Linked DNA regions of Homo sapiens: region 1 is linked to region 2. The links are chromatin contacts, found by Hi-C or POLR2A ChIA-PET in ENCODE. All regions are on one chromosome and are shown on one strand. The core of a region is the stretch at or near the end of the contact, and the rest is flanking DNA. Distances in the headings are between cores, read along the strand shown. Region 1 overlaps COLGALT1 (collagen beta(1-O)galactosyltransferase 1). Region 2 overlaps UNC13A (unc-13 homolog A).

Region 1 (2,868 bases), core at 274-2,773, 100 kb after region 2:
GCTCAGTGCCTGCTGCTCCCGCATCTTCTGGGACTTGGCGCGGTCCCAGTCGGTCTTGACGTGCTCATTGTTCCATACGACTGAGGTCTCGGTGTCACTCACATAGCCATCGTCTCCTGTGTAGTGTGTGGGGTAGATGAGCAGCGGCTCCACAGAGAAGGCATGCAGGTTGCGGAGGGAGAAGTGGGCCTTGTACTCGGACCTGGGGGGAGGAGGAGGGGAGTGAGGGGCAGCAATGGCTTCAGGGGACGGGACAGCTGGAGGAAAAATTGGGGGTGAAGAAGTCAGCGGGGACAGATTAAAACGTAAGTGTGCAGGGGATACAAATGGAGACAGATCTGCGAGGGGGCAAACGGAGGGAGAAGTAGGCAAAAGAAGAGACATCTTCTCGGAGGCCGTGAGTCTCACATCCCCATTCTCCCAGGACAGACCCACCGTGAAACCCCAGCCCAGCAGCCGCCTGCCCCTCTCACACTGGGTGTTTGTCGAACATGACGGGCAGGAACTCGTCCACAGGCAGCATCTTGGAGAGCGGCTCAGCAGCCAGCAGTTTGCGGGCGCCTTGCAGGGAGATCACGTAGGCCAGGGTCCAGTAGGAATAGTCGGCCTCCACCAGGTTCCTCACGCGAGGCACAGCCTTCTCGGGGTGCTCCACCTGCATCCGCTTCCGGCCCACATAGCTGGGGTGCAAGATCGGGCCTGTCACTCTCCTCCCGCCCTCCGGAGGGAGCTTGCCCAGAAAGCCAGGGATCTAGTTACCCCGTCAGGTCCTGGGATGGGAGCAGGCTCAGCATGTTTGCAGAGCTCTGTGACTGGATGGAGTGAATGCAGGAGCCCAGGGGTCTGGCGGTCATGGGGGAGAAGAGTGAGTTTTTCCAAAGGGCGTGAGGGAGCCATGGAGGATCTGGAGCTGGGGAGAGCAGGATCACGCAGACGTTCTCTGAGGCTGAAGCTGCTCTGAGTTCAGAGGACAGTGGGGGTGGAGGTGGGCGAGGTGCCCTGATGGGGGGGCAGTCAGGAATGGAGGGGTGCAGTTACTATTCACATGGGGCAGTGTTCCCAGAATGCAGATTAGGGCACTGCACATGGAAGGGAAAAAAGAGATGGAGGAAGGGAGAGGACAAACCAGCCCACTTACAGAAGAGAAGGACGGCTCCAGTGCTGGAAACATGTTGGTGGCACTCCCATCCAGGGGCTTGTCTAAGACCAGGCGCCCTGGCCACGCCCCCACACTCTTCGGCCACACCTCCAGCTCTGACCACACCCCCATGCTCTTCAGCCACGCCCACAGGCTGCCCGGTCAAATTTTAGCCACATCCACCTCCACAGGCCTCAGTCAAGTCTCTAAGCCTTGACCAAGCCTGCAGGCTTCCGGCCAGGTCCCTTGAGTTCTGGGTGATCCTTCCAACGCCCTTCCCTATAGGCTACAGCCCTGACAGTGCCTTCAGGCCCAGGAACCACGTGAGCCCTCCTGCTACGCTTCCAAGGGTTGGCCACGCCTGCCACCCTGACCACACCCAGACATACAGGCTCTAGGCTCAGCTGCAGCGCTGTGGCCACGCCCGTAGGATTCAGCTCCACTCCGCCTCCCAGCCCCACCTCTAAGCCCTGGCCATGTACCTAGGCTCCAGTTCCACCCCACCTTCAAGCCCCGCCTCTAAGCCATGACCCATCCCCAGGTCCCAGCTCCACCCTGCCCCCACCCCCACCTCTAAGTCCTGGCCTTGCCCCAGGCCCCAGCTTCACCCCATCCTCAGACCCCCACTCACATGAGGTCCCAGTCCAGGCCCTCCCGCTCCACATCCCGCATGAGGTTCATCAGACGTCTCTTGAAGAAGATCTCAAAACGCAGGTCATCCTCAAACACAAGCGATTTCTGCAGCCCCCGGTCCACCACCTGAGGGAGGAAGCCCCGCCACATCACAGGGAGGCCAAGGCCAGGCCTGACCCTAAAGCACAGAGCTTTGCTTTGAGAAGGTTTGAAAGACCCGTAGAGAAGCCAGTGCATCTCCCTGCCTCTCCTAGCTCCAGGGACATCTGGACATCCAAACCTCTGCCCTCTGCCGTCCATAATGGATCTCAGAAGAGAAAGGCCTCCCAGCCCCTCAAATGCCCACGCCTCATGCACCTCCCGCCTTGCAGCCGCACACCCCCATTTGGCTTCACATTCGATAACAAGTTTTTCTTTTCTTTTTCTTTTTTTTTTTTTTTGAGACGGAGTCTCGCCCTGTCGCCCAGGCTGGAGTGCAGTGGAACGATCTCAACTGCAACCTCCGCCTCCCAGGTTCAAGTAATTCTGCCTCAGCCTCCTGAGCAGCTGGGATTACAGGCATGTGCCACTACGCCCGGATTTTATTTTTCTTTTTTTGAGATGGAGTGTCACTCTTGTCGCCCAGGCTGGAGTGCAATGGCATGATTTCAGCCCACTGCAACCTCTGCCTCCTGGGTTCAAGTGATTCTCCTGCCTCAGTCTCCCAAGTAGAGGGATTACAGGTGCCCACCACCACACCCAGATAATTTTTGTATTTTTAGTAGAGTCTAGGTTTCACCATGTTGGCCAGGCTGGTCTTGAACTCCTGACCTAAGGTGATCCGCCTGCCTCGGCCTCCCAAAGTGCTGAGATTACAGGCATGAGCCACCACGCCCAGCCATTTTTCTTTTTTCTGAGACACGGTTTTGCTCTGCTGTCCAGTCTGCAGTGCAGTGGCACGATCTTGGCTGACTGCAGCCTTAACTCCTGGGCTCAAGCCACTCTCCCACTTTAGCCTCCCAAATAGTTGGGACCACAGGTGTGCGCCACCATGCCCGGCCCTGATGGCCCAAGTTCGAAGCCTAGTCAGACACCCTCCTCCAATCACAGCCTCTCCC
Region 2 (2,890 bases), core at 252-2,751:
GGGTACACGGGTGGGACCGAGCATTCAGCACCGTGGACAGCGCCTGCCCGCGCCTCTGGGGGACAGCTCTTAGCTCAGCCTCCCAGGATTAATGGAGGAGGTGACGTCATTCCTTCCGTGAATTACTATTTAATGAGCACCTACTATAGGCTAGGCCTACTTCTAAGTGGTTCATGGTAAACAACACACACACAAATCCCTTATTCCCGAAGCTCTCTGGAACTCCAGGTTCTTGGTGTTTTTTACACTGAAGGCTCAGTCTGGCTCTGGTCTATTTGTGTCAACGGAGGATAAGGGTCCTCATTTAGTGTCTCCCAGATGCGAAACCAGCACAGCTGAGGTCTTTTATCCTAAAGCCCATCCATCTCCCGCTGAAATGCCCTCCACCAACATCACACACAAAACGATCAAATCTCCTATAATCTATTTCTGGATTCTCTATGCTTCCTCCCTTCCCCCAAGCTAATCCTGGGGCGGGTGGGCTTTCAGAAGCCCTAGACGGCTGGATCTCCACCTCCTGTCTCCCCACCCCATCCCACGTGGCAGGTCAGGGAGCCAGTGCCCCAAGACTGCAGTCCCCCCTAATTAGAATCCAGGGTCAGTCAGCCATGTGGTTCACGCCTGTAATTCCAACACTTTGGGAGGCCGAGGGGATGGCTTGAGCCTTGAAGCCAGCCATAGCAACATAGCAAGACCCCATCTCTACAAAAAAAAAAAAAAAAAAAAAGGAATAGCCAAGCATGGTGATGCGCACCTGCAGTCTCAGCTACTCGAGAGGCTGAGTGGGGAGGATCGCTTGAACCTGGGAGATCGAGGCTGCAGTGAGCCATGATCACACCACTGCCCTCCAGCCTGGAGCCTGGGCAACAGAGAGAGACCCTGTCAAAAAAAAAAAAAAAAAAAAAAAGAAAAGAAAAGAAAAAAAAAGAAGAAGAAGAAGAGAAAAGAAAGAAAAAGAAAAGAATCCAGGGTATTCAAATCCTAGAATCCAGGCCAGGGACACCTTTAGAACACAACCAAATAATAAAAACAGTAAAGATATCAGTAATAATAATAATAGTATAAATGACACTATAATCATTCTGCAGAAGGGGTGAGGGAGGAAGAGGAGGGAAGAAGAGGAGGAGAAAGGAGAGGGAAGGGAGATCAGCCACTCCGTCTCCCCATTTTCCAGATGCAGAAACGGAGGCGCGAAGCCAGGCTGCAGGGGTGTCCCGCAGCCTGAACTCCTGCCTCAGCCTCCCCGGGTACGGCCACTACATTCATCAGTCAGCGCTTCTGGGGGCCCCAAAGACCTTTGAGGCCGCATGACGCGGTGTCTTCACCCGCTCGTCGCTGGGGACAGCAGTGGGCACCCCCCTCATCCCCGCCCCCCTGTCCGCCGGCGCGCCTCCCACGCCCTCCGCGCGCCCACGCTATAAATAGCCTCATGCGTGTGACCCGAAGCCCGCTGGGGAAGGGTGGCGCTTCCGCCCCGCTGACCCTGATACAGCAACCCGGCGCAGGCGGGGAGGTGGCGGGATGTGACGACGAAGACGGTGACTCAGGGACCATTTACTGACCGGGGAAGACAGGGAGAGAGACTGGGTTCCTTCTCTGAGCCCCCTTCCTCCTCCAAGCCTCTCCCCCGATACCACCCTCCCCTCTGCGCCCATCCCCCTTCCCGAATCCCCTCCCTCACCGCGAACACCCTTCCCTCCTGAGAACCCCCTCGCCACTCTCGGCCCCCTTTCCTGTCCCCTTTTCCCTCTGAGACCCCTCTCCCACTGGGAGCCCCAGTGATGAAAAATCATGGATGTCCTCAACCTGGACCTCGGCAGGGAGCTAAGTGCAGGAGCCTGGCTTCAGCTATCAGAGGGTACAGCCCTCCAGCCGGTCCCCCACTGCCTGAGGACCCCAACGGAGACCATTCCCCTCTAGCCAAGAGAGGCTGCAGGAAGGAGCTGAGGCTTAGGGAAGAGGAGCCGGACTGACCAAGGGAGGGGCACAAGAAGGGCAGAGACAGTGAGAGAGAGAAGGAGAGAACAGAGACCAAAAGAAGACGACCAGAGTGGAGAGAAATAGAACGGGGAGGAGGGAGATGAGAGACAGGGATTGGGAAAGAGAGAGAGAGAACAGATCAAGGAGCTACTGGGCTCCCCGCTGAGCCTAAATCCATGGTTTATAAAACAGGGCACAGTTGGAGGAGCTTCAAGTGAGCCCAGCCCAGTCTAGACCCCAGTGAGCCCCTTGTATCACCCCCCAGAGCCTGTCACTTTCCCACCCCCATATGCATCCCTACTTTTCTCCCCCAACTGCCTCTCCTCTCCCCAGTGTCTCCTCCACCTGCCTGCCCTCCCTAGTGGAAATCTTTCCCCCTCTCTCTTTTATTATTATTATTATTATTATATATTTTTTGAGACAGAGTCTTGCTCTGTCGCCCAGGCTGGAGTGCAATGGCGTGATCTTGGCTCACTGCAACCTCCGCCTCCTGGGTTCAAGCGATTCTCCTGCCTCAGCCTCCCGAGTAGCTGGGACTACAGGCGTGCACCATCATGCCCGGCTAATTTTTGTATTTTTAATAGAGATGGGGTTTTACCATGTTGCCCAGGCTGGTCTCGAACTCCTGACCTCATGTGATCCACCTGCCTCGGCCTCAAAGTGCTGGGATTACAGATGTGGGCTACCACGCCCAGCCTCTCTCCCTTTTAAATTATTATTTTTAGACATGGGATCTTACTACATTGCCCAGGCTGGTCTTGAACTCCTGGGCTCAAGGGATCCTCCTGCCTTAGCCTTCCTAGTAGCTGGGATTACAGGCATGTGCCTCTATGCCTGGTACTCTCGCTGTCTCCTTGTGTCTCTCTATTTCTCTCCATCTGTCCAGACTCTCCTCTCTTGCTTTCATGCC

The links. A loop is a pair of places that touch in the nucleus more often than their neighbours do. ChIA-PET counts read pairs that join two places held with the same protein, here RNA polymerase II (POLR2A). Pooled maps may share reads with other maps.
Region 1: a loop to region 2 is called in a pooled map, with 2.1 times the contacts of the local background. The contact joins two enhancer-like sites. A Hi-C loop is called at or near these places in 2 of 50 pooled maps. POLR2A ChIA-PET finds 5 or more read pairs at or near these places in 5 of 52 experiments (BJ, GM12878, RWPE1 and 2 more).

What each region holds. Positions count from the first base shown.
Region 1 is chr19:17,578,511-17,581,378 of GRCh38, reverse strand. COLGALT1 (collagen beta(1-O)galactosyltransferase 1) reads right to left here. Exons shown (of 12, transcript NM_024656.4): 10 at 1,770-1,897; 11 at 474-680; 12 at 1-202. Among named protein-coding and RNA genes, the nearest start is that of COLGALT1, 24 kb to the right of the region's middle. RefSeq lists enhancers at 1,145-1,439, 1,274-1,483. Within about 2 kb of position 1,523, at least 4 of the 41 ENCODE cell types and tissues checked have a DNase peak (open chromatin) inside an H3K27ac peak, as active enhancers do.
Region 2 is chr19:17,678,907-17,681,796 of GRCh38, reverse strand. The region is part of intron 1 of UNC13A (unc-13 homolog A); the gene reads left to right. Among named protein-coding and RNA genes, the nearest start is that of UNC13A, 8.0 kb to the left of the region's middle. Within about 2 kb of position 1,501, at least 6 of the 41 ENCODE cell types and tissues checked have a DNase peak (open chromatin) inside an H3K27ac peak, as active enhancers do.